2 separate regions of the Mus musculus genome follow, and region 2 is linked to region 1. A link is a contact called in ENCODE POLR2A ChIA-PET data. All regions are on one chromosome and are shown on one strand. The core of a region is the stretch at or near the end of the contact, and the rest is flanking DNA. Distances in the headings are between cores, read along the strand shown. Region 1 holds the start of Scx (scleraxis). Region 2 holds the start of Dgat1 (diacylglycerol O-acyltransferase 1).

What was found. ChIA-PET counts read pairs that join two places held with the same protein, here RNA polymerase II (POLR2A).
Region 2: POLR2A ChIA-PET joins it to region 1 with 44 read pairs in Patski. The contact joins the promoter of Dgat1 here to the promoter of Scx in region 1. POLR2A ChIA-PET finds 5 or more read pairs at or near these places in 3 of 5 experiments (Patski and embryonic stem cell).

The regions. Positions count from the first base shown.
Region 1 is chr15:76,454,844-76,459,860 of GRCm38, reverse strand. It overlaps Scx (scleraxis), which reads right to left and starts at 2,423. Exons shown (of 2, transcript NM_198885.3): 1 at 1,675-2,423; 2 at 393-779. The coding sequence starts at 2,259. The coding sequence ends at 741. It overlaps Bop1 (block of proliferation 1), which reads left to right. Exons shown (of 16, transcript NM_013481.2): 4 at 3,835-3,989; 5 at 4,062-4,179; 6 at 4,264-4,365; 7 at 4,441-4,653; 8 at 4,730-4,891; 9 at 4,963-5,017.
Region 2 is chr15:76,508,096-76,513,354 of GRCm38, reverse strand. Dgat1 (diacylglycerol O-acyltransferase 1) reads left to right here and starts at 1,361. Exons shown (of 17, transcript NM_010046.3): 1 at 1,361-1,800. The coding sequence starts at 1,574.

The DNA of each region.
Region 1 (5,017 bases), core at 1,174-3,673:
ATGGTATCCTCGGGCCCATCTAGGCCTGCTAGCCTGCTTGGCTGACAGCAGTGCTTATTCCCTGTACCCATTTTTAATGGAACACTGCTGGTGAAACCAAACATCCCCGTGCCTAGGTCCCCATCTGATCCCCTCATCGGAGGAGGCAGGGCTGCTGTGTTGCTTGCTGCTATTTACCATGAGCCAAGTGGGCTTGCCCTCTCCTCTCTCCTTCTATCTCAGTCACCACACAGCGCCTCTCCCCCTTCCCTGCTCCCTACACACACACACACACACACATATACCCCTGGTACAAACTCCTGATAGGTGATCTAACCCTGTCCTCACTCTGGGAAGATGGGGTGAGAGAGCTAGGGTCATAGTGAGTTCACATCCTTTCAAGAGGGTAGTCTGCCTCAATTTGGAAGATACTGTTTCATTTTTAATTATACAAAATTTCCAGACTTTATATTATCATATTAAAGACACAAGATGCCAACACTTGGCCCAGGTAGAGAGCCAGCATGGAAAGTCCCAGTGGGCCTGGGTCAGTGTTCGGCTGCTTAGAGTCAAGCCATCACCCGCCTGTCCATCTCTCTGTTCATAGGCCCTGCTCATAGCTGGGGCAGGTCTGGCCTGGTGAGCGTGCTCTTGGGGACCTGCGCTCAGATCAGGTCCAAAGTGGGGCTCTCCGTGACTCTTCAGTGGCATCCACCTTCACTAGTGGCATCACCTCTTGGCTGCTGTGGACCCTCCTCCTTCTAACTTCGAATCGCCGTCTTTCTGTCACGGTCTTTGCTCTGCAGAGGGGATGGGGGTGTGTCAGGGTCTGAGTGGAGACTTAGTGTCACCCAGCACTGCCCGAACCTTCCTGGCTTCCTGTTGGGGGCACTGCCTGTGCTAGGGCACCCCATCCCGGGCTCCTGCCACCCCCACAGTGCATTTTGGGGAGGGGAGTATACTGCTGCAGAGCCGAAACTGTAAAATTAAATTTCCCAGATGTTCAGGCCCCAGGAGCTTGCGCGTGCTGTCTGGAGAGGAAATGGGGATTGGGGAAAGCCGTTGTATTTTTTCCCTGCTCACCCTGCTTTTCCGGTGCCACCAAGTGCGGCCAGAGCAGTAAATCATGGCTGGCCAGCATCTCTCAGTTCAGCCTTCTCCCCTAGCCCCTCTACTGCAGGTCTCAGTAGACCAGGGGAGAGGCAGCAGGTGCCCATAAGCCTTGGGGTGGAGGTGGGCTGCGGGGGCGGAGGGGTAGTGGCACATCAGCCTAGTGGGGGCATCCCTTTGACTGCCTCACTGTTTCACATTGTTCCCCTCTGGATGGAAGCGTATAGATATACTTCTTACTTCTTGAATTCACCTCCTTTCACTTCTCAACTTGATGGGAAACGAGCCTGAAAGTAAGGCCCCTCTGCCCTGCCAGGTTCCTGCTGCCTGCCCTCCCTCCCGGAACTTCTGGGTGGCCCATCTCAGCATTACTTCTTGATCCTGTATTTGCAGGTCCCTATGACCACTACCAATGGGAGTCTGTGTCCCAAGGTATGGCTCCTCTGTGCCCTTCCCTCCTTTGGGCACAGCTTTGTTGGCAGGTGTAGATGCTAGGGAATGCTGCCCCTGCCCTGCACCTCTCTGCCTGGCAGGTGTGGGCTGGTGAGTACATCGGGGCCCCTCGGTGCTCCCAGCCCTGCTCACCAACTTTCTCTGGTTGCTGAGGCAGAAGGTGCAGATCTGTTTGGGCTGGGTGTTCTCGCCGCCGTCTCTGGCCAGTGGTGGTGGCGGCGGCGGCGGTGGCAGTGGGCTGCCCGCACGACCGCTGTGGAAGAAAGCGGGTCCCGAGTGGCATGGTTGCCCGTCGCCACAGGCCTCACCCACCAGCAGCACATTGCCCAGGTGAGAAATGTAGCTGGAGGCCAGGCGCAGCGTCTCAATCTTGGAGAGCTTGCGGTCCGCTGGCTCGGTGGGGATGAGTGTGCGCAGCGCAGTGAAGGCCGTGTTCACGCTGTTGGTGCGGTCCCGCTCGCGCGCATTCGCTGTGTGCCGCTGCCGGGGCTCGCGGCCTGGCCGCCCCCCGGGTCCTGGCCCGCTACCCGCGGCCCTCCGTCCTCCTGCCCGCCGCCGGGCGCCCTGGAGGCCACAGCGCGCAGCATGCACACGGCAGGGTTTCTCGTCGGAGCCCGAGCTCTCGCTTCCGCGGTCCTCATCCTCCGACAGCGGGCTCACCTCAGGGTACAGGTAGCGACCCGGCGGCGGCGCTGAACGCAGCATGGCGAAGGACATGGGCCGGGCAGGGGGCGCGGCGTCAGCTCCACCGTGCGCTGCTCATGCCGCCTCTTTAGGTCCCCACAGGCCGCCGGGCCAGGGGTCTCCGCTGCGCCCCGCGGTGGCGGCTGCCGGGTGAGGCGGGCACATGTGTTCGGACTGGAGTGGGGCCGCCAGCCGAGCAGTGCCTTTATAGCAGTCAGCTCCTCCCCCGCGCCTGGCCTCCGCCTCCCTTTCTGGCCTGGAGGAGTTTACTCAGAGCTCGTGCGTGCACCTTTTCCCTTTTAATAGCCGTGCCTAGAGGGCCCCCGAGCATCTTTCTGGTTGGAGCGTTTCTGGGGTGCTACTAGTGCCCCAAGACAATGGTGCCCATCCCACCCATTCTACAGGGCAGAAGAGAATAAATCAAGAATCAAGAGGCTTTCTCTCCTGGCATGCCTAAGTTCACCCAGCTGCCCTGGCCCTGAGTGCCTGGCCACACCCTGTCTGACTCTCCTTCCATGTGCACTTGGGTCTTTTGTGCCAGGCCGTGTGTGTGTGTGTGTGTGTGTGTGTGTGTGTGTGTGTGTGTGTGTGTATGTGAGAGAGAGAGAGAGAGAGAGAGAGTGTGTGTGTGTGTGCACTCATGGGGGTGACTCCAGCAGTAGCAGTCTAGAAATGGGTGTGTGTGGTTGGCATGACTTGACTCCATGGCCTGTGCCTTGTGCCAGATCTTACCCCTTTGACCCATCCTGCTTGGGGGCCCCACCCCCATCCTTGCTGTATGCTTCATGGGGCTTCTCAAAGCCAGTGCACACGTGGATAAGAGCTAAGATCGGCACCTCTCCATCCCTCCAGTTCGGAAGTGGCCCTCAAGGTGGAGAGCGTACAGCAAGAGCATGGGGCATTTCTGGGCTGGTGTGGACAGGTGCAGTGGGACGAGGCCCAAGGGGTCTTGCTGAGGGGCTGCTGGCACTCATCTGTGCTAGTTATGTCTGGGCCCCTCCTCCCTGTGGCTACTGTTGCAGGAAGTGGCCGCCTGGGCAGCAGTCCCCAGGCTGGGAGGAGTGAGGGTGGTGGTGGCTGGCAGGGGCTGAAACCAGGAATGTGTGTCCAGGAATGTGGCTGCTCTGCCCACTGAAATGGGAGGGGGAGGATCAGTGGTGCTGGAAGGGGGTCCTTGACCACCTGCCGAGCAGAACAGGTTTGTCTCCCTGAGGTTGGGGTGGGGTCTTCCCATGGTTCCTGCCTTGTAAACTACCCACTTGTACCTAAGGCTTTTGCCAGGGGAGGGAGCCCATAGGCGATGAGGTCATCCCTGTCTGTGGCTGCCCAGAGCCTTGGCCAAGGAATCCAGTGAGGGGGGAGGCTAGGGTTGGCATCACTTCAGTGGAAAATGTGAAGGTAAAGCTCAGGCGCCTCCGAGGGCTTGGGGGAGGGGCATAGCACCCCTGCCGCGCCACGTCAGACATCGGGGCCAAGGCTAGGGCGGATTTTGGGTCACTTGGCTTCTGGGCACTTGAGGCTGATCTTGAGTGGCTCTTCTGCCCTTGGGTGGTTTGAAGAGGATCAAGCATGGCAGGGACAGGTGCTGACGTGGTGACTATGCTACAGGACATTCGGAACACTGTGGGCAATGTGCCCCTGGCATGGTACGATGAATTCCCACATGTGGGTTATGACCTGGATGGCAAACGTATCTACAAGCCCCTGCGGACACGAGATGAGCTCGACCAGTTTCTGGACAAAATGGATGACCCAGATTTCTGGTGAGTTGGACCTTGGGTCGGGACCTGTGGTCCCTCAAGCCTGGAGTATGGCCCTGACTGGCTTTCCCTCAGGCGCACTGTGCAAGACAAGATGACAGGGCGTGATCTGCGGCTAACTGATGAGCAGGTTGCCCTGGTACACCGGCTTCAGAGAGGCCAGTTCGGAGATTCAGGCTTCAATCCCTATGAGGTAGGCAACAACGGTTGGCCCTACAGTCTGAAGTCCATGAACGCCCTGCCCCCCCCAACCTAACATCTTTGCCTCTCTCCATAGCCAGCTGTGGACTTCTTCAGCGGTGACATCATGATCCACCCTGTGACCAACCGCCCAGCTGACAAGCGTAGTTTCATCCCATCCCTAGTTGAAAAGGAGAAGGTGGGAACCCTGGTATCCTCCTCCTGCACACTCTAAGGTCTCCACGCTGCCACCTGACCTTACCTTTGTGTGCAGGTGTCTCGAATGGTACATGCCATCAAGATGGGGTGGATCAAGCCTCGACGGCCCCACGACCCCACCCCTAGCTTCTATGACCTGTGGGCCCAGGAGGATCCGAATGCTGTGTTGGGACGCCACAAGATGCATGTGCCTGCCCCCAAGCTGGCCTTGCCTGGCCATGCCGAGTCTTACAACCCACCTCCCGAGTACCTGCCCACTGAGGAGGAGGTGGGCCTGCGCTGAGGTGGGTGTGGGCCCCGGCCATGTTTCCCGATCCCTTCTCACCTGCCTCCTGTCTCCCCAGCGCTCGGCGTGGATGCAGCAGGAGCCTGTGGAGAGGAAGCTTAACTTCTTGCCACAGAAATTCCCCAGCTTGAGGACAGTGCCTGCTTACAGCCGCTTCATCCAGGAGCGTTTCGAGCGCTGCCTCGATTTGTATCTGTGCCCACGGCAACGCAAGATGAGGGTACGTGAGACAGCCCGCACAGGTCCTGGGGGAGTGTAGTGTGAAGGTGATGCTCAGTGCTCTTTTCCCAGGTGAATGTGGACCCCGAAGACCTCATCCCCAAACTCCCTCGGCCAAGAGACCTTC
Region 2 (5,259 bases), core at 112-2,611, 55 kb before region 1:
CTGTCTCCAAGGAGGACTTTCATTCTCTTGGATGGTGTGGATTCATCTCTGGCTTTAGTGGCAGCCTAGGCCTCAACCTTCCACTTTTAGTTTTTGGTTTCAAACTGGAAGCTGGTGTAGCCAACGTGCTAGCCCAGGAGAATGTGGAAGCCTCGTATTCACTTAACAGAGGAAGGAGCGGGAAAGGCATGGCAGAGCTCACACGACTTACCTTCACTTCAGGCTCCCAAAGAGACTTTTTCTTTCACTCTGCCTCCTTTTGGGGTCACTATTCACAAAGACCTAGCCCTTGCCTTGCCAAGGACCAGATGAAAGACTGGGCCAGCAACAAAGGAATGCTCGGAGACACTGACCAGGTTGGCTCTGATCCACAAAAGTCCAAGCCTGGGTTCGCTTTTCTCTGCATATGTACAAAGACACCACCGGCAGGGCAGCCCAGATTGCTCATCATGAGATGTGTCGTGAAGAAAGTGTGACCTGAGGGAAGGAGTCAGTGGATACTACAGAAGTGGAGGGAGCTTAATAGGAAGACTAGTAGCATCCTGTAGGAGAGGCTACCAACCTTGTCCTATAGAGGTGCTTCTTAGGCCTGCTATTCCCCAGAAGAGAAAGCCACTATTCTCCTTGGTCCTTTATAGTGTTTCTGAAGGAAATTAGGTGCTTCCTCAGGTCTAGAATGTATGCACGGCGGTGTCTAAATCAGGCACGTTGCTTGTCGGGCCCTCGACAGCACTGTGGGGCGGTAGAGGAAGAGGCCATGGTGACTGGTGAGTTGCTTCTTTTAACTAACTGGGCAGTTGCACACATTTGCTGTAATGCGAAGCTGGGTATTTCTCCAGTTTGATCCTTTGACAGGCTATGTGCTCCAAGGTACATTTAAACTGGTTCCTGCCTAGCAGCTAGGGATCTTTCGGAGAACGATGCTGCCAGAGCAGATAAGTCTGTCGGTTGTGCGCTCAAAAATGGATTTGGAACCGCAAGACGTCAGCGCAGTTTCATAAATGACCTACACTCAAACCGCTGCTGGGGATGACGAAAGGATGTTTTTACATAAGTGGGACAAGAGGCAAGCAAGAGGTCAGAGGAAGTGCGTAGCTGCCAGGGAGCCAGGAGCCGGGGCAGTTCTCCTCCCGCTTGCTCCTCGCAGTGAGACAGCACCTCGGACCTCTTCCACCGAAGTTCACAGCCAAGCTGCACACTAGTTGCTTCTGCCAGCCTGTGACTGCAATTCCCAGAGTGCTATACGTCACCAGCTCCCGGTGCCTTCAACTCCCAGGAGGCTCCGCGCTCTGCTCCCGCGACTCCCAGCGTGCTCCGCGTCTTCGATTAGGCTCCGCCTCCGCTCGGCCTCGGACTACAAATGGACTCTCCAGTTGACGCCACAGCCAGTCAGCTGCTCCGCAGCATCGCAGCCTCAGCGTCGCAGAGGTAGTCGTGCGCTGCGCCGGCTACGGAGGCCGGCAGGGGGCGGCGGCGGAGGCCGTTGCTCAGGGTCCAGAGGCGGGGCCGCGGGCTCCAAGCGCTGAGAGCCGGCGGAGCACGACTGGGCCGCGACGAGGTGCGGGCCGAAGCCATGGGCGACCGCGGAGGCGCGGGAAGCTCTCGGCGTCGGAGGACCGGCTCGCGGGTTTCCGTCCAGGGTGGTAGTGGGCCCAAGGTAGAAGAGGACGAGGTGCGAGACGCGGCTGTGAGCCCCGACTTGGGCGCCGGGGGTGACGCGCCGGCTCCGGCTCCGGCTCCAGCCCATACCCGGGACAAAGACGGGCGGACCAGCGTGGGCGACGGCTACTGGGATCTGAGGTAGCGGAGTGCCTGATCCCCTTACATCTGACCTCTCCAGTGACGCTCCTAGTTCTTAAAAGTTGGCCACAGCTTTGCGAGTTACGCGGCCGGGGCTCCCCTGGGGCTGTACTGGGACACGGGCTTTGGGGAGAGGGTCACTTGCCAAGGTCACCCAGGTGTGGTCGTGTAGCCGACCAGGGAGTCTGGGTAGAGGAGTGGGCAGCAGCCCCCTTTCCATATTGCTTAGGAAAGTAAGCACACCTTGAGGCAGAGTCCCTTGAGGTCCTTTCTGAGGAGTGGGTAGCAGGAAATGTGAGCCCCGGGGGGGTGGGGGGTGGAGATGAATGGGCTTTCTTCAGTGGAAGGAGGCTGATGTTTTCCAGGGAGGGTTATGATGAAGAGTTACCTTTGCAAAAACTACGAGGGGTGTCCTGTGGGTAGAGAAGGCTGCTAGAGGCTCCAGAGGACACACGCCTGTTTGAGGCGATGGGTATGGGCGTTTGCTCGGGGCAGAGGACAGTACAGGAAGCTTTCTAGTACTAACAGGCTGCATGGCTTATTCACCCCTCTTCCAGCAAGTAGGAGGGCCTGAAGGAAGCCCAGCTTATGTTACCAGAATGACTTCGGGCTATAGGGGCAGAGCTGACTACTAAGTGAGACTTTCATCCCGTGGTTGGAGTACCGGAGAGAGGTTTGGTATGAACACACCTATGGGAGAGGCCCTGCTTAGCTGAAGAAATGGAGACTGTCTCCTACAAAGCCGGCCCTGAGACTCTTTTTGGTGATCATCATGGGACCCTTTAGTAGCTCTGGGTTAGGAAGTACCTGAGGGGCTTGGAGGAAGTGGCTATCTAGGGTGGCAAAGTCTGGTTCTCTTTGTATCAACAATCTTTTTCTAGTGGGCACGGTGCCCCCCACGCCCCAGCTGCCCTAGGGTGTTCACAGTTCACCCAGGAGATAAGATAACTTCAGTGTGAGGCAGGTATGGCATATTATGAACAAAGGTCAGGTAAGGAGGCCTTGGAGGCAAGAGTGGGGGAGGAGGTTGGCCCTCCTTAGAGGGATCATGATTTTCTGTAAATCAAAGCTGGTCTTGAGAGAGGCTGGCCTCCCATTTTCCACCTGAAAAGATGTTGTGTGTGTGCGCTCTCTCTCAAACAAACACACAAACAGGGTTTCTCTGTGTAGCCCTGGTTGTCCTGGAACTAGTTCTGTAGATCAGGCTAGCCTCAAACAGCTCCACCTGTGTCTGTCTCCCAAGTGGTGGGATTAAAGGTGCCCGCTGCATCAGAAAAGATGTTAAGGGTCCTATGTCCTAAGGTCCTGTGATCCTAACAATCCCCTATTCTGAATGCCCTCATTGTCCTTTCCTTTAGGAGTCAGGAGTTTGGCTAGTATGACCTCTGGAGCAGTGGGGAAAGTATCTTTTTATCTTTGAGGTCTCAGTTGTAGGCCAAGTTACTATGCAGGGATAGGCAAGAGAGAACAGTCACACCTCCTGATGACCATTGAACTCAGTGTACTCCGGTGGGAGGCTTGTGCAAGCTAGGAAAGATGTCTATGTGTGTGGAAAGGGTCTGTGCTGTGGCCCCTTCTCCTCCATAGATGGATGTTGCATTATGGGGATGGGGAGTTTGTCATCCCCCAGTGGGCAGTGGGCCTCAATCCATGTTGGGGATGTCACAGGGCCGGAAGCCTCCTAGGTGAGGAGCTAGATTCCATCCCTCCACATTGGTGGGCCAGGCTCTGCCTGCCCTCTTGGAGTTGGCCTGTAGCTCAGCCTATTGCAGCTCTTCCCTTGCCAGCTCCCCCTCCCCCTGCTGCTGTTGCTCTTGGCAGCCCAGCTCAACTCTCACCCTTCCTCTTGACTCCTTGAGCTTCTGTGTCTTCCCCTCCCTAGTACTTCCTGCTCACTTTAAGCAGGGCCATTGAGCCAGGTTCTGGATGTCAGCTCATTTCTTCTATCCTATGGCAAGGTGAGGCTGTGCGTTTTGTCTACTGAATGGCACCCAAGGCAAGACCTTAATGGTGGTAGGTTTTTCCCAAGGTATTTGTCTTTGATTATCTTTTGTACATCTCTGTAGCATGGTCTAGGAATTATGAGTTGCTTGCTCTCTTGTAACCCAGGGCTTGGGTCAGAGAGCAGCACAGAAGTGTCAGGTGTCAGCTAGAAGAGGAGCTGGCATTCTATTCCCTTCCTTTCTATTTGGGGTCAGATCTGAACTGTGTGGTCCCTAGATGAAGCCCATACTTAGAGGTTGGTCCTTGAGTGTGGCACAGATCTTGGCATGTGTGTATGGATGGGCTTATTCTTGTTCTACAGTGTTTATGTGGAGTTGTAGGAGAGTCAAGAGAGGATGCCACCTCTTCCTTGTTCTCTGTGGTTAACTCGAGTAGGCCTGGGTAAAGGACCTACCATAAGACAGGAAGGAGGGCCAGCTATCCTGTGTCCTTTTAGTCTCGGAGTGAGTGTAAGACAGTTGGAAGGCACAGGACACAGGCAGGCTCTTTAGTAGGTGAGAGGGTGGCAAAAACAGCTGTCATCATGTAGCCAGCTCCTCTTTTCCCTGCTGGCCATTTCTGCAGCCTGCCCTTCAGCCTACTAGCTTCTGGTCACAGTGGCAGGCTCGGAGCTTTGCAGGCAATGGTTGATGGGGGCTTCCTCATCAACCTGGGACAGATATCTCTGGCCTAGGGAGGGAGGGAGTGGCATGGGTGGAGGCAGGGCAGTAGGAATGCTGCCTTCAAGATGATGGATGGGAGAAGAGGACCCAAGACACCAGTGTGGACAGTTGAGGAAGGAATTGGAAGCCCAACAGAAGAACCCTGGGGAAAAAAAACCCAAAACCAACCAACCAAAAAACCTCCTAGGATCTTGTCTGCTACACCAGGCAAGGTGTCCCATCAGGTGGCACATGCTTGCAATACCAGCACTTGGGAGGTTAAGGCAGGAAAAGCAAGGCCAGCCTGGCCTACATAGGTCATGTCTCCTAAAAACACAACACAACACAACACAACAAAACAAAAAAACAAAAATTATCTGCTTGCAGTTAGCTCTGGAAAGCAGGACCCCATTCTATACTTTTGTCCTCATTCTGGAGATGGGCATAGAAAAAGCAGCATGGTTTCCTTGGTTACCCAAAGGGGAGAGAGGTCAGTCTTGTGAAATGGCTTTGGTTATGTGCAGGCAGTGGTGGGTTGTGCCACAGAGGCCAGCCATGAGGTTTTGGGGGCAGGAGGCTTTGGGATATGCTGCAACCACAGGGTTTCAGTGTGGGGGAGGGGGACTGGTGGGGAGGTCTAGTAGACAGACTGGAAGATGCCTTCCTGCTTGTCTCATGGGGTTGCCTCTTAAAGGCAGCTACATCAAGCCAGTGAATACCCCAAACAAGGGCAGCCACCAGATCTGGGGAGAAAAGGGATTCAAGGTAGAGATACAGCAGTCATATCACATGGCTTGTATCACATGGGCCTGGT